Regions from separate parts of the Homo sapiens genome. Here region 2 is linked to region 1. Evidence: read pairs that join two places in POLR2A ChIA-PET (ENCODE). Cell type or tissue: Panc1. All regions are shown on one strand. Links, peaks and the distances in the headings refer to the core of each region. The heading gives the core; the rest is flanking DNA. Region 1 holds the start of WFIKKN2 (WAP, follistatin/kazal, immunoglobulin, kunitz and netrin domain containing 2). Region 2 holds the start of ANKRD40CL (ANKRD40 C-terminal like).

Region 1 (10,743 bases), core at 1-8,000:
AGAGGGCCCAGATCGATCCACAGCCAACAGTCAGGGCAGGCGTGACGGGCCCCACACGCCAGGTCTCAGAGCCACAGGCTGTGCCAGGCCCAGGTATCAGCTCCGTGTGGGACCTTTCACGGGAAAAGCAACAAGAAAAAAAGTCCCCTTGTGTGGCAAAGGTCAGCAAGGCCGTCAGCGAGGACTTGCCAGGCTGTAATCCCCTCTGATATTCTGTGGAGCCACGTAAAGCATTAGTTTAATTCCTCGAAATTAGCAACATGCTCCTGGAGCTGACACAAACAAGGATTTCACGTGGTGTTTTCGACAATAACACATCGTACCCACTTGGCAGGCAGGCAACGCTCCTAATCCTCCACCAGGTAGTAACTCTGTGAATTACTCCCCACTAGGGCTGGCCTCTTGTCATTCCAACTTTTATTTCAGCCTCTTTGACATTCCACATCAGCTAAGAGGGGGAAAATATCCCCCCACCCTGGCTGCATGGAGCCTGCCTGCTTGACTTGTTTACTGTTCTACCCGTTTCGGCTCAGAATGGGGACTTTGTTTTGCAGCCCTTGTTTGGCATAGTCTTCTAGGCCACACCAGGGGAGGCTTTGGGACAGGGATGGGCAGCTCTCAGAGCTGGGTCTAAGGGAGAGAGACCCCGCAGGGAATGGAGAGCAGGAGAGGGAGTAGGAGCAGGAGAACCTTCTCCTTGGCCTGAGCCTCATCCCATTCCCTAAGACATTCAGGACCTGGAGGTCCATGAAAGCCTGGGTCCTTGGGCACCAGAGGGAAGGTACTTCTGGCCACAGGGAACCTACAGGGGGTCCTTAGAACACTTCTGTGTAAGGGGGCCAGAATGTCCCCAAGGGCTGTCTGGATACCCAGCCTTCCACAGGTGCCTTCTCTCCAAGACACACAAAATCCACCAGAGTCTCACCATCCCCAAGCCCTACCTGGTTAATCAGGCCAGCCTGTGCCTGCAAATGTAGCCAACTAATGGCATGACCTTGGCCAGATGGGAGCAGCCACCACTCCTCCTGACTTCTTATCTTCCTTTCACTTGGCACCACCATTGCCCAAGGGGAGCATCTGTCCTGGGAGGCCTAAGAATTGTCCCTGGGCACTGTGAGGTTGAGGCCACCCTCTCCAGGTCAGCCCTCTGCTCTCCTGTGGGTAACCAGGCATCTATGGGGGAACCAGTGTCTCTCGTGTTCCCTGGGGATGCCCCAGCCTGGATCTGGAGCCTTGGGAGACTCCGTGCTGCCCTCAGAGCTGGCCAGACTGGGCAGGAAATAGCTCTGCCTGGAGCAGGTGTAGGTCCCACAGCCTGTTGCCCCAGAGGGGGTGGGCAGGAATGGCCCTCGGGAATGACTCGGGAGCTAGAAGAGAACTGGCCCTGCCCTGCAGCAGTGCCCTCTGATACAGAGCAGAAGGCAGGACCAAGGACGCTGGGAGGCTGAAACGTGGTCTCCTTCCTCCCAGGGACACCAGAGATCCATTCAGAGCTGCTCCTGCTTGGCCTGCCGTCAGCCTGGTCTTCTCTCAGGCTCAGGGTCCAAACTCCTGAGGAGGTGGCCTGGAGTCCAATGCAATCAAAGCTTTCTTGTTAGACATGAGTTCCAAGCTCATCGTTCCCTCACTGGCCATGACAACTGTGCCCTCCGTGCCTGGCTCTGTGTCCACTCTCTCACCTGTGAATGGGCTGCTGATGCCCACCATGCTGACATGTCATGCCAACATACACGACGTGCCCGGCACGGTGCTGGCCACAGTAGCCCTCAGCACGCATGAAGGAGGAATCCTCGGGCTCCAGTCCCTGATGAACTGGGACATCGCTCCCACCTCTCCTTCCAGGCTTCGGTGTTAATAGACAGGATGGTGCCCTGTTTCTCTCCAGGTGAACGGGGCCTGTGTTCCTTCACCTTCCTAGGACCTGCAGGGCACTCCTGCATGGTCCCCACCCTGTGGCTCCCACCCCCATCACTCACAGGCTCATATGGTCCATCTCTGGCTTCTGGACCCCACTCACCTGGTCCGCCTCACACTCCAGCTTCTGGATCCCACTCACCTGGTCCATCTCACACTGTGGCTTCTGGACCCCACTCACCTGGTCCACCTCATACTCCCACTTCTAGATCCCACTCACCTGGTCCGCCTCACACTCCAGCTTCTGGATCCCACTCACCTGGTCCATCTCACACTGTGGCTTCTGGACCCCACTCACCTGGTCCACCTCATACTCCCACTTCTAGATCCCACTCACCTGGTCCGCCTCACACTCCAGCTTCTGGATCCCACTCACCTGGTCCATCTCACACTGTGGCTTCTGGACCCCACTCACCTGGTCCGCCTCACACACCGGCTTCTGGACCCCACTCACCTGGTCAACCTCACACTCCCACTTCTAGATACCACTCACCTGGTCCATCTCACATTGCGGCTTCTGGACCCCATTCACCTGGTCTGCCTCACACTGTGGCTTCTGGATCCCACTCACCTGGTCCATCTCACACTCCTGCTTCCGGACACCACTCACCTGGTCCGCCTCACACTGTGGCTTCTGGACCCCACTCACGTTGTCCTCCTCACACTCCCACACAGTCCCTCCCCGACGGCTCCCACCCCCGTCACTCACAGGCTCACGTGGTCCATCTCTGGTCTCTGGACCCCACTCACCTGGTCCGTCTCACACTCCCGCCTGCAGGTGCTCTGTGCGTCCACCCAGAGGTTGGGATTCATGTCGTTGGGGCAGATGCCGGCGTGGGAATAGCGGATGGGCGGCAGCGCCAGGCTTCGCGGGGGCACCCCGAGCAGTAGCAGCAGCAGCAGCAGCGCTGCCACCTGCTCCCAGCGAGACCAGAACCGGCGACACCTTGGGGCCCACATGGTGCAGGCTGGGGCGGCTAGAGACCTCCCCTGAAACGATGCCAGGGTCTGGGGCCCACCAGGGCCTTCTTCTCAGGGGCTGCAGACACCTGCCCTCCCCACCCCAGCAGGTTTCCTGCTCAGGCTGCTGCTCAGGCTGCTCTGCCGCTGCTGCCTCCACCAAGTCAGCACAGCCTGCCGGGCTGTGCGGCTTCAGATAAAAGAAAGGTCTTTAGAAGGAAGCTCCCTCTCCTGAGTGTGCAGGGAGAGGAGCCACAGCAGGGGCCCGCGCCCGGATTTATATCCTGGGCGCGCCACCCGAGTGGGAGCCAGCTAACCTGATGCCTGTCACAGGCAGGCTGCTGGCGCCTCTGTCCCGTGGCTGATCACAGACTTATTGCAGAAGGGGGGAAAAAAAAAAAAAGAAGCTGGAAGCAGTTTAGGCAGCGTATCTGGCACGGTGGGACACCTGCTTGTTTTTGACTCCAGGAGGCCTTTAACCCCTTCAAGGGCCAGAAATGGCATGTGCTTTGCGGGGAGCTGGCTCCAGGACACGCAAGCTCACTCTGAAGGAGGGCTTGTTTCCCTTTCCCCCACCTCCTTGGGGCCGGGCCCCCTCCTCCCCTTTGGCCACCTCTAAAGAACACACAATCGCTTGTTACGAGGAGGGACCTGCAGCCACCGGGTTAGCATCGCCCGGCTTGATAGTACATTTGAGAGCAAATGACGTGGAAAAACAACAAGTTCACGGCCATTCCAGGGCGGGCCTGCGCCGCGCTGTGCCCTGTAAGCCGACTCCCACCCCGGCCCCGGCCCTTTGTGGGGGGTGTGCGCACGGACAGCTCTGTATCTCTGTGTCCAGGGCAGTTTGCGTCTTAAGTTCCAACTTCAGTTAATTTTCCCCAAATCATTCCAGAGACACATACCAGATATGCTCTGGCCCCGCCGGCGGCTGGGACGGATCACATTCCTCCCTCTTCCATCGACACACCGAGAAAACCTCCGCGGTCACAGTGTCTCAGGATTGTGCCGGAGTCCAGCTGCCCTCGCTGACGACCACAGTGGCTGCTCTTCAGTGAGCTCCTTCTGACTGCCAGCCTTGTCTGGCCTCCCCCACTTCCCAAAGGAGAAGGTCTGTGGTCGAAGAGGGCGAGCGACTTGTCCAAGGTCGCACAGAGTGAGCAGTCCTGGTGGTACCAGCTGCCAGATGCACTGGGCTCTTCACACGTGTGGCTTCTCTGAACGCATCATCTCATTTAATCCTCACAACAAACTGCACCTCCATTTCAGATCGGAGGAAAGGACGCACAGAGAGGCTAAGCAACCTGCCCATGTCGCACAGCTACCCCACCACGGTACAGGAAACAGGGACACCAGCTTGCTGGGTGTGGGCAGGGGCCTTTTAAAATCACCCCTCCCCCATCCATCTGCCAGAACTGCTGTCAAGGCACAGCCCAAACTCTGGTTTTCACAGACTGGACAAGAAATTTTTGAAACATCAGGGGCTATATTTGTGGAGGGGCCGGGAAGAGAGCCAGAAGCTGCCAGGGGCTGGGGGCGATTCCTCCCCCATTTGGCAGCAAATGGCTTCTATCTAAAATGCCACAGAGCAGCCTGCAGTCTGAGTGTTTTCGAGTTGGTCACTCGATCCTGGGGGTAGGGGGCGGAGGCACATAGAGCCCCGAAAGAGAGGTACCTTTCCAAGGCCAAACCACAAGGGCCTTGAGGAGCTGCTGTGTCCCGGGGACAGTAGGTGGAGTGGCCCCCACACGCATCAGATACGGAAGGGATCCTGAAGGTAATCTCGCTTTACAGCTAAGGAAACTGAGGCCTGAGCCCAGGCCGCTCCTTCCCCACGTCCACTTTCCCCTTCAAGAACACAGCTCGCCATCTCACAGGACTGTAAAACGGCCACGGGACCCTCGCTTCCACACCCAGACCCTTCCCCTTCCCAGCCGGGCGGGTGCTGCCTTCTCCCCGCCTGAGCTGGTCCCTTCCCGTTGTGCGGCCATTCTGCAGGATCTGTCTTTTCTGCTTATGTCAAATCGCTAATGAAGGGTGTCAGATCCTAATCCTCTAAATTATTGGAATAAACTTCCCTTCGAGGCCAGTCCCCGTAATGAAGCCAGACAGCGGGCGACGCCGGCTGCTTTGAATTCCCCGTAATTTCATCAGCCCGTGTTCCAGCTGCTCCGCGCGGGGGCCTTCACACAGCCCTTGGACAAACGCGGTTTGCGCAGCCTCCTTTGATAGCACAAAGGGACATGGACAGTGACACATTTATAAGCAGGACTTAGAAAAACTGTCACAGCCCCATTAGGCCAGGACAAGTATCCAAGGAGAGGAGGCCGATTTCTGGGCAGTCCCAAGAGACCATTAGAGGGTGTGGGAGAGATGAGAGGGGGTCGGAGGAGGGGAGGCACCGAGCAGAGGTTGGGGGGTGCTGAGGAGGGCAGGAGAGGGGCACACGGCAGGGCAGGGGAAGCTTGGCCATCCTACCCCCACTCCTGGGGCTGATGGAGAAAGCCCCCACACCCAACCTGGTCCTGTCTCAAGCCACGGACTTCTCCTTCCCGGGCCCCATTCCTGGACGTTCTACTCTGAGAACTCTCAAAGCAGCATCGGGAAAGAGAGGAGCCCAAAGCACTCTGACTCTCCCTCCAGCCCTTCCAAGTCTCCCACCAAAACACAGCTCAGAATAATAAATAACATCTGATCGGCCTGGAGCCCACACAGTGTTTTCACCTGCACGTTGCTGCTGACCCCACGGCAGCCCCAGGAGGGAGCTCCCTAGCGCGGGAGAGGAAACCGAGTCACAGAGAGGTTAGGCTGGGCCCTCCTCCTGCCCACCCCGGGCCTATGGCCTCCACACACCCCGTGCAAGCTTCCAGCCCCTCCAGAAAGCGACCCCCAGCCCATGCTGGCTGCCCCGCCCACTGGCTTGTTTATAAGCTGTTTGGGAGCGCTTTGAAGTCTTCTCCTCCCTCCCAGAGGCCCTTGGAACTGGCTCTGGATCTGCCTCCTTCTCTCTCTCCTCTTGGTGTGTCTGTGTGTCTGACTCTGTGTCCCTCACACTCTTCCCTGTGGGTGGTGTGGGCCCTACCCTCACCAAACCCACGGTACTGAAGGTGGGCCCAGCGGGAGCGGCTCAGTGGCACATGCCCACTGTCCACCGGGCCTCCTCCACTCAGGCCACTGGGAGCAGAGGCTGGGCTGGGTCTCCTGAGCAGAGGCCTGGCCTCGGGCGTGATCTGCCTTTTCCCCTTTCCCCAAGGACACCAGGCACAGCTCTCCTGCTACTCAGAATGAGAGGTCAGAGAGGGCTGGGCTTGGCCCCATCTTGGAAGGGCCCCTCCATCCCCCACCATTGTCACAGGGTGGAGAACCATGGATTCTTCACACTGCCAGGGTGGGTTCAAATCTGCTCTAGGAGCCGTGGGAGGAGGTCACCAGGTCACTCTCAGTGACCCTTGACCTCAGGTTCACCCTGACATTAACAACTCCTGAGCCGCTAGGGTCTTGACGGGACAGCACAGCTGATACCATTTCCCAAGTCAGCCAGCCCCCAGCAGCCGCGATGGGGAGGTACAGAGGTGCCACAAGAGTATCTTGGGTGCCACGTGGCTTATGCACACCCCACACCCACACTCCTACCTCACACTGCACCTGCTCCCTCTATTTCTCTCCACAAAGGTTTTTTAGAGCACCTACGGTGTGCCAAGTTCTGGGCACATCGGAACCAATAACTGGCCAGGCATGGTGGCTCATGCCTGTAATCCTAACTCTTTGGGAGGCCAAGGTGAGCAGATCACCTGAGGTCAGGAGTTTGAGATCAGCTTGGCCAGCATGGTGAAACCCCATCTCTACTAAAAATAAAAATAAAAAAAAATAGCTGCACATGGTGGCGTGAGCCCGTAGTCCCTGCTACTTGGGAGACTGAGACAGAAGAATTGCTTGAACCCAGGAAGCGGAGGCTGCAGTGAGCCAAGATCACGCCACTGTACTCCAGCCTGAGTGGCAAAGCGAGACTCCATCTCAAAAAAAAAAAAAAAAGAAAATAACAACAATCTTTGTCCACAGGGAGGGTACCGTCTAGTCTAGAAAGCCAGCATGCAGAGATAAGAATGGTGAATGCTGGTGGGGAGTCCTCTCAGGGCTGGGGAACAGAGAGGAGGGAGAGACCTGGGGCTGGCTCTCGCACGACCATGACATTGGGTGGGGCCCAAGCCTGGGCAGAATCTCAAAGGAGGGAAGGCATTTCCTACACCTCTCCTTGGAAAGGCCTGGCCCACACCACAGTCTCCTCGGCCAAGGCCCTCCCTCCGCGGGGCCCAGGCCTCCGGAAAGGGGAGGTGATAGGGACGTCAGCAGGTTTAGGAGATGGGGTGGGGGTGGGAGCTGCAGGTCTTGCAGGCGCGGCACAGGGTGGCCCCAGCAAAGTACACCCCAGCGGCCCATTCTGGTCTACCCTGCTTGGGCCCCAGATCTGAGCCAGCCACATTTTCTCCCAAATGGATGGGGGGAAACCAGCCCCCCAGGAGCCCCTCCCGCTCTGATCTTGGTCATTTAAACATGTTTGGGGAGGAGGGGCAGGAATTGGGGTGCTGAGAAGGAAAGGAAGTCCTAGCCAGGGTGCTCAGATGGCAGCCCAGGTTGCCTTGGCTAAAGGCAGTGATTAGTCAGACTCAAGCCGGAGAATTCAATAAAGCCAGCGGCTCATTACCCAGCTGGGACCCCCTGCCCGCGCGGCCTCGGGCCTGGGTTGCATTACAGGACCGCGTGAACTCTCCCCTCTGAGTGAGGCTGCACCGGGCCTTGGAATAATTATGGGGCCTCAGCAGATGGTGGAGACGGATGGGGGAGGCCTTCAGCTGTGAGACACGTGATCCATCTGCATCTGTGTGGAACAGGACACGGGAGGGTCCTCACTGAGCAGAGAGGTAAAGCAAGGGCAGTCCTGAATCCACATCTGAGAATTATGGGGTTGTCAGGGGTGGGGCATGGCCCAGTGTCCCGGGCCAGCTAGGCCTCCTTGGAGACCCTTGCCTGGCCCGGGGGGGTCTACAGGTGCAGTGAGCCCCTGGAATCTGGAGTCCTGGAGTCTCTGTGTCAGGAACCCAGAAGAGGAGGCACCTCTGGGACAGCACAATTCTGGGCTCCTTTGGCATTCAAATGTCTTCCTAGAAGATTTGGAGCCTGTCTCGGGCTCCTCACCCACTCGGGAAGCTACATGGTCTTGGTTTGAGCACTGTGCAAGGAGTCAGGAGCCCTGGGCTCTCTTCCTGCTTTGCCATCATCTCACTGTGGGACCCCCTCTATTTCCCCATCTGAGGCCCCTTCCAGCTGCCTCTTCTGTGATCCCATGTCCTGACTCCTCCAGCTTTGCCTTGATGGAATCAGCTTCAAAAAGCCCTGTGGAGCTCTCAGCCAAGACAAACACCAGAGTGCAGAAGCCACAAGGCTGTGGGGCTGCGGGGCTGGGGCCAGCTCCACCACCCTGCTCTGCTGGGACACAGCGAGGGCGGGTTTCCACTCTTCCCAGGCCTGTAGGAATACCACAAACAGAGGCATGGCCTCTATCCCCCTCGGGTCTCCCCCACCCTAAAAGTTTCCACAGCTACTCTACTCTTCACACTCTGGAGCTCCTGCCTTCCTTCTTTCTCCCTTTGAATGACAGGGAAATGAGAAGGTGTGAGACTCTTGGGCCTCTCTGCTTCCCTGCCTGCTGCTGAGCAAAGAAGGACAACATCTCTAAAGCTAATTGCACCCCTCACACTCATTCCAACAATACAAAATATCCAATGAAGGCTGGGTGCAGTGGCTCACACCTATAATCCCAGCACTTTGGGAGGCCAAGGCGGGCAGGTCACCAGAGGTCAGGAGTTCGAGACCAGCCTGGCCAACATGGTAAAACCCCGTCCCTACTAAAATTACAAAAATTAGCTGGGCGTGGTGGCGCGTGCCTGTAATCCCAGCTACTTGGGAGGCTGAGGCATGAGAATCACTTGAACCCGGGAGGAGAAGGTCATGGTGAGCCGAGGTCACGCCATCATGCTCCAGCCTAGGTGACAGAGCGAGACCCTGACTCAAAAATAAAAATGAAAAATAAAAACAAAATGTCCAATGGCTGTGTGGGGGTGAGCTGGAGTAGGGATGAGAAACAGGTTTCTTTCTGACTGATCATGATTCCAAGACTTGTGGCTTAAAGACAGCTTCCCCACGCCTTCAAGAGCAGGCCAAAGCATTGTTCTGGACTGCCGTGACCTTCTGCCTCCATTTACTTCCCTGGTCTTACCATCTGTCCCTTTCACTCTCAAACTCTGGAGGCTGCCATATCGCGCTTTCAGACCTTTAAGAGCTCCTCACAGTACTCCCCCTTCCACCTCACACAGACATTGTCCTCTGTCCTAAACACTCTCTCACCCCTGGCCTGCTCTGTCTTCTCCCAGCCCACTGCTTCCTGACCGATTTCAGAAACAACTTCTTTCAGGAGGCCTTCCTGACTTTAAATGACAAAGCAAAACAAAACAAAAGCCGCAACTGGGTTGTAAAATACGGGTAAAGTTTAAATGTTCAATGTAGTGGGTTGAGTGGTGCTCCCCCCAGCCCCCCACCCCTGCCAAATATATCCATGTTCTAACCCACAGAGACAGTGACCGTGACCTTGGGAAAAGGGTCTTTGCAGATGAGATTTGGGAAAAGGGTCTTTGCAGATGAAATTAAGGATCTTGAGATGAGATCATGCTGGATTACCGAGGAGGGCCCTAAATCCAATGACGGGTATCCTTATAAAAGGCAGAGACAGAATCGAGACACAGAAGACGGGAAAGTCTTGTGCAGATAGAAGCAGAGATTAGAGCGATGCACCCACAAGCCCAGGAACACCTGAGCCCCCAGAAACTGGAAGAGGAAAAGGACTCTCCCCTAAAGCCTCTGGAGGGAGCGTGGCCCTGCCAACACTGTGGTTTCATACCTCCAGCCTCCAGAACTGTCAGATAATAAATGTGTGCTGTTTTAAGCCACCAAGTTCCTGGTCATTTGTTTAGCAGCCCCAGGAAATGAACACACCTGCCTAAAATTCTCCAATGGCCTCTCCTGGTCATAATTAAATGCCACAACTACCCTGAGCTGCCCCTTTTAGGTTCCTGCTAAAAATACTCAATGAATTGCCTCTCCAGAGTGTGTTCTCTTTTCTGAGAACTGTGCTTTTTTAAGCACTGAGTTGACAGACTCAGTGCTTTAAAAATCTAAAAAAAAAAAGCTATGGTTGTTGTTGTTTTACTCTTTAACAGAAACCGAGAGTCAAGATGATCTCAAAGTAAAGACACTCCGTAGAATGTGGGTGGTCAGAACAGTTGAGAACTGAGCTCAGCTGCTGAGAGCTTTGATTCACCCCACAGGGCCAGAGGTGCTGGTGGCATGGGACAAACTTTTGGGAGGCAGGTACTGAGCCCCCCGCTGAGCTGAACGGAGCCCACCTCTAATCTGTAATCCTTAGGGAAGAAAACCCCTCTGTGACAGGGGCTTTCAAATGTTTTGACTGCAACACATAGTGAGGAATACTTTTTTTCTTTTTTGAGATGGGGTCTCGCTCTGTCACCCAGGCTGGCGCGATCTCTATTCACTGCAACCTCCACCTCCTGGACTCAAGCGATTCTCCCACCTCCGCCTCCCGAGTAGCTGGGACCACAGGTGCACACCACCATGAGCAGCTAATCTTTTGTATTTTTGGTAGAGATCAGGTTTTGCCATGTTGCCCAGGCTGGTCTCAAATGCCTGGGCTCAAGAGATCGCCTGCCTCAGCCTCCCAAAGTGCTGAGATTACAGGTGTGAGCCACTGCACCTGGCCAGAAATACATTTTTTATTATGATTCAGTACACATATTCATG
Region 2 (10,725 bases), core at 1-8,000, 65 kb after region 1:
CTACTAAACATACAAAAAATTAGCCAGGCGTGGTGGCAGGTGCCTGTAGTCCCAGCTACTCGGGAGGCTGAGGCAGGAGAATGGCGTGAACCTGGGAGGCGGAGGTTGCAGTGAGCTGAGATTGCGCCCTGCACTCCAGCCTGTGAGATAGAGCAAGACTCTGTCTCAAAAAAAATAATTTTTTTGTAGAGACAGGGTCTCACTATATTGCCCAAGCTAGACTTAAATTCATAGGCTCAAGTGATCCTACCTCCTAGGCCTCCCAAATTGTCAGGATTTCAGGCATGAGCCACCATGCCTAACTAGATTTTCTTCATTGATTCAATAAACACAAGGGTCAGCTAGGAGCCAAGTACTATTTATTAGGTTGGTGCAAAAGTAATTGTGGGTTTTGCCATTACTTTTATTTATTTAGAGACAGAGTCTCGCTCTGTCGCCCAGGCTGGAGTGCAGTGGCATGATCTCAGCTCACTGCAACCTCCACCTCCTGAGTTCAAGCGATTCTCATGCGTCAGCCTCCCAAGCAGCTGGGACTACAGGCGCACACCACCACGCCCCGCTAATTTTTGTATTTTTAGTAGAGACAGGGTTTCACCATGTTGGCCAGGCTGGTTTTGAACTCCTGACCTCAAGTGATCCGCCCACCTTGGCCTCCCAAAGTGCTAGGATTACAGGGCGTGAGCCACCGCGCCTGGCCTGCCATTACTTTTAAATGGCAAAAACCACAATTATTTTTGCACCAACCTAATAGTTGCTTTGCAGTCTTATCTCCTAGGAGCAAGCAGCCAAGCTATTTTTCTCTGGTCCCTGTATTGTTTATCACAGAAACAGGAAAAGTGTGTTGATTTCAGTCTCACCCTTCACTGCAACCTCAGGCCCAGTGGTTTCACAGAGCCTCGAGGCCTTCTGGGGGTGCTGAGAGCCCTCAGCTGTCTTCTCCACAGCACAGGTGTGCCGGGCTCTGTGAGGCTGCCTTCTCAACTGTGTCGACTGAAGAATGACAGCGTTCATACATTTGGAAAGGAGAGCCTTCTTTCTCACACGGGGTTGCAGCCTACAGGGTGGCAAGTGGGACAGGCTGAGAAGCATAGCCAGAAGCCAACACCTCAAGGATGGGAAGAATAACACAGGGATTTACGCTGAACGAGGTGGCCAGATATACATATTCAATAAGCTATTGGAGGAGTCATGAATATTTATGAATGGAGAAATAGGCCCGTGTGTAATTGTGCTTCCTGCTTCTCCACGGGACCCATGTTCAAAAAATGGTGGCATTAGCACGATTGGAGCATGGAGTTTTTAGCCCTCTGATATCAAAAGGTGACGCAGAAGACAGGAAGACCTTCACTGCACATCCTCTGCAGAATGGCCAGAACCACTCCACAGTTGGTGGTCTCCTGTCAGAAGGAGATGCTAATGGGTTGTTTTGTCAAAATCACAAAACAGTGCAGGGAGGAGCAGTATTAGGTGGTGGGTTAAAATCAGGCTGCTATGGCCGGGCACGGTGGCTCACCCCTGTAATCCCAGCACTTTGGGAGGCCAAGGTGGGTGGATCACAAGGTAGGAGATCGAGACCAGCCTGCCAACATGGTGAAACCCCATCTCTACTAAAAATACAAAAATTAACTGGGCATAGTGGCACGTGCCTGTAGTCCCAGCTACTCGGGAGGCTGAGGCAGGAGAATGGTGTGAACCCGGGAGGCGGAGCTTGCAGTGAGCCAAGATCGTGCCACTGCACTCCAGCCTGGGCGACAGCGCGAGACTGCGTCTCAAAAAAAAAAAAGTTTTTGGTTTTTGGTTTTTTTGATATGGAGTCTCGCTCTGTCACCCAGGCTAGAGTGCAGTGGCGTGATCTCAGCTCACCACAACCTCCGCTTCCTGGGTTCAAGTGATTCTCCTGCCTCAGCCTCCCAAGTAGCTGGGATTACAGGTGCCCATCCCCTCGCCTGGCTAATTTTGTATTTTTAGTACATATGGGGTTTCAATATCTTGGCCAGGCTGGTCTCGAACTCCTGACCTCATGATCTACACACCTTGGCCTCCCAAAGTGCTGGGATTACAGGCGTGAGCCACCGTGCCCCGGCCAAAAACGTATCTATTTAATTTTGCAAAAAGAAACATAAGAAGGGTAAGTCAGAAACGAATGAGATTAGTTTCCTACAGGGGATAGATAGATGGGAATGAAATGGAAGGGATAAAAAAGTAAAACGACACTTTTTAAAATATCAATGTTTTGACTCTACCTACAGAACCATTTAATGATTAATATATTCAAGAAATAATAAATTGACAGGCACAGTGGCTCATGTCTGCAATCCCAGCACTTTGGGAGACCGAGGCAGGCAGATTGCTTGAGGCCAGGAGTTTGAGACCAGCCTGACCAACATGGCGAAACCCTGTCTCTACAAAAAATACAAAAATTAGCCAGGCATGGTGGTGCAGCCTACTCAGGAGGCTGAAGCATGAGAGTTGCTTGAGCCCGAGACGTGGAGGTTGTAGTGAGCTGAGATCACGTCACTGCACTCCAGCCTGAGCAACAGAGTAAGACTCTGTCTTAAATAAATAAATAAATAAATAAATAAAAGCAACAAGGACTGGGAAGAATCCTCTTATACAAACAGAAACAATGAACCTAAATATATTTCAAATGAACAATTCTGAAACTTTCTGTGAATTGGACTGAGCAAAGGAGTAAATGTATCAAAGATGTTAGGAGCCAGATTTTACCCTTTGGAGAAGAGAGTTACAATATGGAACTGAAGACAGCTAGGCCAGAAACACCAAGGATTTTGGCAACCACCAGAACAGGAGAGCGGCATGAAACAGATTCTTCCTCAGAGCCTCCAGAAGGAATCAATGCTGCCAACATCTTGATCTTGGGTTTCTGGCCTCTACAACTGTGAGAGAATAAATTTCTGTTGTTTAAAATAGAAAGAAAGAGAGAAAGGCGGAGGAAGAAAGGAAGGCAAGCAAGCCAGCAAGGGAGAACCCTTTGGTGTTGGAATGGGACTAGAAATATGAAGTTGTTCTCTTAAATATATACACACACAAAAGAGGAAACTAAATAAATTAGATTGATTTTAAAACATATATCTATATACAGAAATAGATGCATGTGTTTATGTGTTTATGTGCGTATATGCATGTGTGCTCCTAGCTCTGCACACGGGAAGAGCCTAGAAGCAATGACATCTCCATGGGAATGATCACACCTGTGCCTCATGGAAAATAACCTGGCTCCTTGGAGAAATGCCTGATCGCAGGGCTGGGGCAGGGAAAGTACAATGGAACCCAGAACATCTTGATGTGCCATGAAATAAGAAAGTGCTCACAGTCCGGGTGCGGTGGCTCACGCCTGTAATCCCAACACTTTAGGAGGCCAAGGAGGGCGGATCACTTGAGGTCAGGATTTTGAGACCAGCCTGACGAATGTGGTGAAACTCCCTCTCTACTAAAAATACCAAAAAATATTACCCAGTCCTGGTGGCGTGTGCCTGTATTCCCAGCTACTCGGGAGGCTGAGCCAGGAGAATTGCTTGAACCTGGGAGGCGGAGGTTGCAGTGAGCTGAGATCACACCACTGCACTCCAGCCTCGGCAACAGAGCAAGACTCCGTCTAAAAAATAAAATAAAAAAAAAGAAAGTGCTCACAAAATAATGGGGATATGTCAAAGGATATGGGAAACAGCTGCCAGGATAAAATGCTGGACAAAGTTGGGATGATTAAAGCATCAAAATAGATCATGATAGTGATGGATTGTGACCCACTGAATAAAATAAGAATCCATGAGTTCACAATGATAATAAATGAATGAATGGATGAGAAGTAAAGCTCTTTCTTTTTTTTATTCTTTGTAGAGATGGAGTTTCACCATGTTGGCCAGGCTGGTCTCGCACTCCTGGGCTCAAGCCATCCTCCCACCTTAGCATAAGCCACTACTCCAGGCACAACTTTCTGTAAGTTTGAAACTATATCAGAATTAAAAGCTACCTCTCACAGGCTCACACACAAGCAAAACTAATACATGGATAAAAGGGCCCACTAAGTGCCCAGCATAATGAATGGAACAAGTCATATGCCAAGGCCTGTGTGGCAGTTGATTGTCCCCCCAACACACTTTGCCTTCTTCCTTCCTAATCGGCTCTGATTTTTAGTACCAGTAGATTTTTTTTAACTAGAACATGTAATACTTTAATTTTAAACATTAAAATTAACTAAAAGGCCGGACGCGGTGGCTCACGCCTGTAATCCCAGCACTTTGGGAGGCCGAGGCAGGTGGATCACCTGTGGTCAGGAGTTCAAGACCAGCCTGGCCAACATAGCAAAACCCCGTCTCTACTAAAAAAAAAAAAAAAAAAAAAAAATTAGCTGGGCATGGTGGCACACAGCTGTAATCCCAGCTATTTATAGGGAGGCTGAGGCAGGAGAATCGCTTGAACCTGGGAGATGGAGGTTGCAGTGAGCTGAGATCCCACCATTGCACTCCAGCCTGGGCAAGAGCGAAACTCCTTCTCAAAAAATAAAATGAATTAAAAGAAGAACGTGTGTTCCCCTAAATAAGAAAAAAATGAGTGTTGTTGAGTGAACGTGTGAGTGAATGAGTGAATCAGTGAACGGGGAGTGAGTGAATGAATGGACCGAACAGGTGAGCAAAATGAGAATGAACTGAGGCTTTCCCTCAAGTGCCAAGCCTTTTCATCTACAGTTCCCCTGCACCTGTAGCCACACCCACTCAGGGGAGGAGGTTCAGGATGCCTTTTTTATGGCGGACCACACCCTGGCAGCCAGGCTGGCCAAAGTGCATTTTCTCAGGAGTCCAGGCCAGGGGATCCCTGCTACTTCCGCCTCTCCATTGCCCCACCCTGCCCTTCCCCTGTTCTTGCAGAAAGACACACCAGCATGCTGGGAAGACAGCATCGGCCTGGCAGCCAGGTGACCCAGGTCCAGTGCCAGGCCTGTGCCTGGCTGGCCACGTGACTAGTGGTAAACATTTCACTTACTAAGGCCTCGTTTTCCCTGTTTGCTCCTTTAAGCAGTTTGGCCAAATCAGTGGTTCACAGTCTTGGCTGCACATTGAAATCAGCTGGGAACCTTTCAAAAGTTCTGGGGCTCTGATTGCATCCAGACCAACTAAATCAGACTTTATAGGGTGGGACCTGGGCATCCACGGTTTTTAAAGCTTCCCAGGTGACTTCAATGCACACCATGTTTGAGAGCCGGGGGGCTGCGATCTCCATAGCTCCCTCCAGCTTTTTTTTTTTTTTTTTGGTTTTTTGTTGTTGTTGTTTGGTTTATGGTTTTTTTTTAGTGTTTATTTATTTATTTATTTATTTATTTTTTGAGATGGAGTCTTGCTCTGTCACCAAGACTGGAGTGCAATGGTGTGATCTCGGCTCACTGCAACATCTGCCTGCCAGGTTCAAGCGATTCTCCTGTCTCAGCCTCCTGAGTAGCTGGGATTATAGGCGCACGACACCACACCCAGCTAATTTTTTGTATTTTAGTAGAGATGGGGGTTTCATCGAGTTGCCCAGGCTGGTCTCGAACTCCTGAGCTCCGGCAATCCACCCGCCTCAGCCTCCCAAAGTGCTAGGATTACAGGCGTGAGCCACCGCACCCAGCCAGCTCCCTCCAGTTTTTTGATGCTGAGGCCCACCCTGATGCCCCGTCTGTTTGCCCGTCTTTTGTCATTGGAGGGTTAAATGAAATGTGAGCGTTACCCGAACATCTGGGTTCCTATCTGTGCACCTCCTCCTGTCTTCAGCCTGCCTTTGAGGCAGCAGCCTCACTGGGGACTTTGACCCTCCCCACCCATTCTTCACTGAACCTCCTGCTCCAGCCTCTGCCTCCTCCATTTTGATGTCTAGAATCAGGGGATCCAGGATCATCACCAAGGTCATTTTCCCAGGTATGGAGGGGTCTTTCTGCTTCTTTCTTGTCATGCACAGCTGCTGAGGAAGGGGCTGGGAGTAAAGACAGTGAAATGGGGAGGAGGAGTCCATTCAAACCGAGAAACAAAGTGTTTGGTTTTTCTTACCCCTGGTGTAGAAGCTACCAACCTTTTCCAAGAAAGAGGGCCTGGCCCCCTTCTCGGGTCTGGCTGGGTGCCTGCTGTGCCTCTCTGGCCTCCCCTCCGAAGGGCACCATTCCCTCGGGTGAGTACTACCGGCCTGCACCGTCTTCCAGTGGGGACAGCCTGAGAAGAGAGTCTGGAGCCTTACTTCAGTACCTTCCTTCACTGGCCTCACCCTGTGCAAATCATGCCACACGCTGCAGCCTCCTTTTCCCTATCTATAAAATAAAAATGACCCTGCTCTATCTCACTGGGCTGGCAAGAACACACTGTTGTTACCTTGCAGACAGATGTGCTGAGGCTGTAGAAAGTGCTTTTTATTTGGTTGGGAGCTTGTGCATAAATGCGAGAGGGGCTGCACATCTGACGGACTAGAGGTGACTCATGGCTGAACCGGAACAGGACATCGGGGAGAAGCCAGCAGGTGAGTCTGGGAGTCCTGTTCCCAACATGGTCCTCAAGGAGGATGGGACAGGGGGCTGGGGAAGGCTGGGACACAGGTGATGCTGTGGCCAGCAGTGCCCTGTGGCCTCCGCCACTCTGCCAGTGGGGTAGTGAAGAGCAGAGCAACTAGACCAAAGGTCCTTTCAGAAGGAAGCAAGTGTCTATAGCTATAATAAATAATAATAGCAGCCAGCAATTACTGGTGCTCACAACTGCTAGGAAGTTGTACCTTCTGTGTACTTTCTCATTGACTTCTTACAATCTGGTGAGGTAGGATTGTTAACCTCATTTTCAGATCAGAGAGGTTATGTAACTTGCCCAAGGTGTCAAAGCTACTAAGTGGCAGAGGAATTCAGACCCAAATCTGCCTGAGTGCAAAGGGCATGCTTTGTGACCTCTATGAGACTCTGGCCGTTCACAGAGCTGACACATTGACCACAGAATAAAATGCTTTCAAACGTAGTGGACAGGGCAGGGAAAGTTCTCGGGCTGTGTGTTGGGTGAGTTAGCAGTGAGGCAGGAAGGCCTCGTTTCAGGTCAGGTTCTGGTATCTCTATCAGGTATCGATATCAGGTCAGGTACTGGCAGGTGGGCTGGGGCCCAGCTGCTACAGGGGCTGCCTGAGAAGGAGCCACAGCCCTGAGCCACCTCCAGGGCCCAGAATTGAAAGGCAAAGAGAAGACTGCAGATCCCCGCTCACTAGGGGAGGGGACATTATTCCTGTCCTGGGAAGGGGCTGAGTTGGGCAGGAGCGTCTCATCTCCTTGGAGGCATCTGGCAGGGTGGCACAAACAGGGCTGACTTCATAAGTCTGTGATCAGTGCAGCTGCCCAGGGCCTTGCATTCAGAAAGGCCCTGGGCTTGGGGTTCAACATTCTGTGATTGTTGACTTGAAATGTGTCATAATTTTAGCCCTGAACTTGTTTTGTAAGTGGTGTCCGATGGGACAATGGAGCATGTGCCAGGGTTGGGAGTTGGAGCCTCAGCTCATACATATGGTCTCCACACCCAGACCAGCCCCACCACTGCTGTAACCCTCTGCCAGAGTCCCTCATTCCGCTGTCACCTTTGCCCAGGCAAAACAAGGATCAGAAGTTGAGGAGTGGCAGGCAGCCCTGGACACTCTCACCCACCCCCATCCAGCTAGTTGGTGCGTTCAAGTGGGGAGGTCGCAATACCCTGGGCGTCACCCATTTGCCCTGGGTTAGAGCAGCGGCTGTGAGAAGGGGAAATTGGCTTCCTCTTCATTTTCCTTTTGCACTCGGCTTTGCAAATTATGTAGTTGGCCCTGGTCACATCCATATCTGGCCATTTACCAACCTGAACAAACTACTTCCCCTTTCAGCCTCAATTTTCCTGTCTGAAAATGAAAATAATAATGTGCATACCCCACAGGATTCTTTTGGGGACAGTGAGGCTTTTCTCTTTTCCAGAATGCAAGTCTGATTATGACAGCTCTCTGCTAAAAACCAGAATGGCTTGGTGGTGTTTTAGGACAAAGACCAAAACCTTTCATCTAGACTAATGCTGCCCAATAGAAATGTAATGCAAGCCACATATGTAATTTAAAATTGCTAGTAGCCATGTTTTAAAAAGTAAAAACAGGTGAAACTAATTTTAATAATATACTTTGCCCGCTATATGCAAATCATTATGTCAACATATAAGTATGAAAATTTTTTATTGCCTCCAAAATCCAGGGTATATTTTACCTTATCGTGTATCTTATCTCATGTGACAAGAAGCTACATAATTGGACTAACTGGCCCCTGCCAGCCTGTCTGACACTCAGTCCCCCCATGCTCTCTGCCCTGCAGCCATGCTGAACTCTCCACAGGGCCCTGTGAAAAGCTCTTCACCTCCTCTGCCCTCTGGATCTAGTGAAGCCTATTCATCCTTCAGATGTCAGCTCAAATAATCAACCTTCATGGAGGCCTCCCTTGACCCCTAACATGCTTTCAAAGTACTGTGTATTTCACATTCATCATGCCCCGACAACTGTGATTTCCCATTTATTAATATCTGTCTCTTCTGCTGGCCTGCAAACTCCAGGAGCACAGAGACATCTTTGGGATTTTTGAACATGATTTCCCCAGGGCTTAGCCCAGTGCCTGGTGCAAAGCAGGCTTTCAACATGTTCAGTGGATATTGTAAGAAAGAAAGAAATACACAAAAGGCCTGGCATATGCAAAGCACTCTAAATATTCACTCCTTTCCCTTCCCTCTGGGTGAGAAAATTTCTCCTTATAAAGACACCCTCCTAACTGTATCTCTGCTAGAGAACTGAAGACATAAAGCACTCTGTGCCAAAAATATTTAAGTAAAAACTTGAGCTAAGCACAGAGATTATAAATATTTCTTCCCCAGATTACGCACCATTTAAAAATACTGTCTCAGCTCCTTTTCATGATTTGGGTGGTGATTAAAGAAAATTACTCTTCAAGACTGAAAGTCATTACTGCCCTTTTCCTGACTTGCCTTTTCCCTTGAGAAGGGGAGGATAAGCTGCAGGGCAGGAAGTGGAAGTGGGGCATCCTTGTCCTTTGTCTGGCAGACAGCCAACTGGTCAGGTACTGCTCCTTCTCAACTCTTTCCTGATTCCCAGGTGAATATAAACAAGAAGGCACAAATCCACACTTGCCAACAACGGACCCAAGTGATAACAAGAAACCCAGTGACACCTGTCTAGGTGAAGACTCAGCCCCTATGTGACCAGGTTGCAAAGCCAAACTGACCATCTGCTTTCCATTTGGACTTTTAGTTCATACTGTATCTTCTCAGGACAGTTAAGTTGGAATACAATGCCACTGTCCTGAAAGATGGTAGAATTATCCTATTTCTGGAGGAGTGGGGGTGGTGGGTAGGAATCTCAAGAGCGATTTGCTCCTCTGCACAATAGCTTCTTTAAGGACACCAGGGCCCCCAGGGCTATACATTTCCCTGAAGCTTTCCAGATAAGCAACAAGGTATGAGCACCTGCTATGTATTGCCCAAGGGTGATGTGTTTAAATATCCATTGCATATTTTAAATCCTTGGCTGGCTTAAAGCTGCAAGCTTTCTGTCTTCAGTGGATATAATGGGGGCATACATCCCAGAGCTTGCCCAACACTCCAAGAAAAGAACCCTCAGCTAATGCAAAGTGTGTATGTGCCCATGAAAGCTCCATGTCTACTTAACATTCAGTTTTTAGGATTATTTATGCTGTAATAATAGATATGAAAATCTCTGACAGGTATTTTGTTTCCTTTACAAACTGTATTTGAATTTATGGGTGATTTAGAGCTTGTGTTTAAAGTCAGAATTCAGAACCCCAAAGAAAATGACTTCATTGAAATTGAACTGAAGAGACAAGAACTGAGTTACCAAAACCTACTAAACGTGAGTTGCTGTGAACTGGGGATTAAACCAGAACGAGTGGAGAAGATCAGAAAGCTACCAAACACACTGCTCAGAAAGGTAAGGGTTAAGAGTTTCTAAATGCAGAATCACAGTGGGTGACATCATGTTCTCTGGAGCCAATCGTTTACACTTCTGCATTTCATGACACCAGAAATCCTGGCTGCAAAACGGCCAAACATGGTAGCTAGGTCATTTTCAATCTGGCGCTTTTAAGATTTGCACATCTAATCCATAAACCTTTTAAAAACCTCTAAATGGTCCGATCACGGTGGCTCACACCAGTACAATCCCAGCACTTTGGGAGGCCGAGGTGGGCAGATCACAAGGTCAAGAGATCGAGACTATCCTGGCCAACACGGTGAAAACCCGTCTCTACTAAAAATACAAAAATTAGCTGGGCATGGCAGCGCGTGCCTGTAATCCCAGCTACTCAGGAGGCTGAGGCAGGAGAATTGCTTGAACCCAGGAGGAGGAGGTTGCAGTGAGCTGAGATAGCACCACTGCACTCCAGCCTGGCGACAGAGCTAGACCCTGTCTCAAAAAAAAACAAACCTCTGAATGACAAGTGACTCCCCAATTTAAGGCTTTAGTTCAGTGCTTTTGGCCCCACCAATCTCTGCAAAATTGACTGGTTAACATAAAATGGCATAGTCCTCAGGAAAAAAAAAAACACAAACCCATCCTTGTTTGCTTAGCAAAGGGTGGGTTTGCTAAGTATTTGAAATATTAGCAAACAAAAATTGTTTTGCATTTTTATATATTTCCCAGATTTAAAATACAGATCTTAATTTTTAATTTTGGAAAGGA

Evidence for each region. ChIA-PET counts read pairs that join two places held together with the same protein. Peaks named below come from ENCODE experiments on the same cell type or tissue, not always from the same donor. Only the 100,000 strongest peaks of a DNase experiment are listed, where the experiment ranks them.
Region 2: POLR2A ChIA-PET joins it to region 1 with 16 read pairs; 9 of 35 experiments call an interaction of 5 or more read pairs at or near these places.

The regions. Positions count from the first base shown.
Region 1 is chr17:50,828,069-50,838,811 of GRCh38, reverse strand. It overlaps WFIKKN2 (WAP, follistatin/kazal, immunoglobulin, kunitz and netrin domain containing 2), which reads right to left and starts at 3,226. Exons shown (of 2, transcript NM_175575.6): 1 at 2,665-3,226. The coding sequence starts at 2,874. RefSeq lists enhancers at 5,514-6,034, 6,035-6,555, 6,715-7,585, 7,586-8,457, 10,088-10,317 and a silencer at 9,858-9,967. In Panc1, for the core only: no CTCF peak of the experiment used is centred there; no DNase peak of the experiment used is centred there.
Region 2 is chr17:50,762,647-50,773,371 of GRCh38, reverse strand. ANKRD40CL (ANKRD40 C-terminal like) reads left to right here and starts at 5,854. Exons shown (of 4, transcript NM_001358683.3): 1 at 5,854-5,909; 2 at 6,361-6,498; 3 at 9,815-9,975. The coding sequence starts at 6,459. MIR8059 (microRNA 8059) reads right to left here and starts at 4,722; the gene lies at 4,642-4,722. RefSeq lists an enhancer at 7,295-7,384 and a silencer at 7,685-7,734. In Panc1, for the core only: no CTCF peak of the experiment used is centred there; no DNase peak of the experiment used is centred there.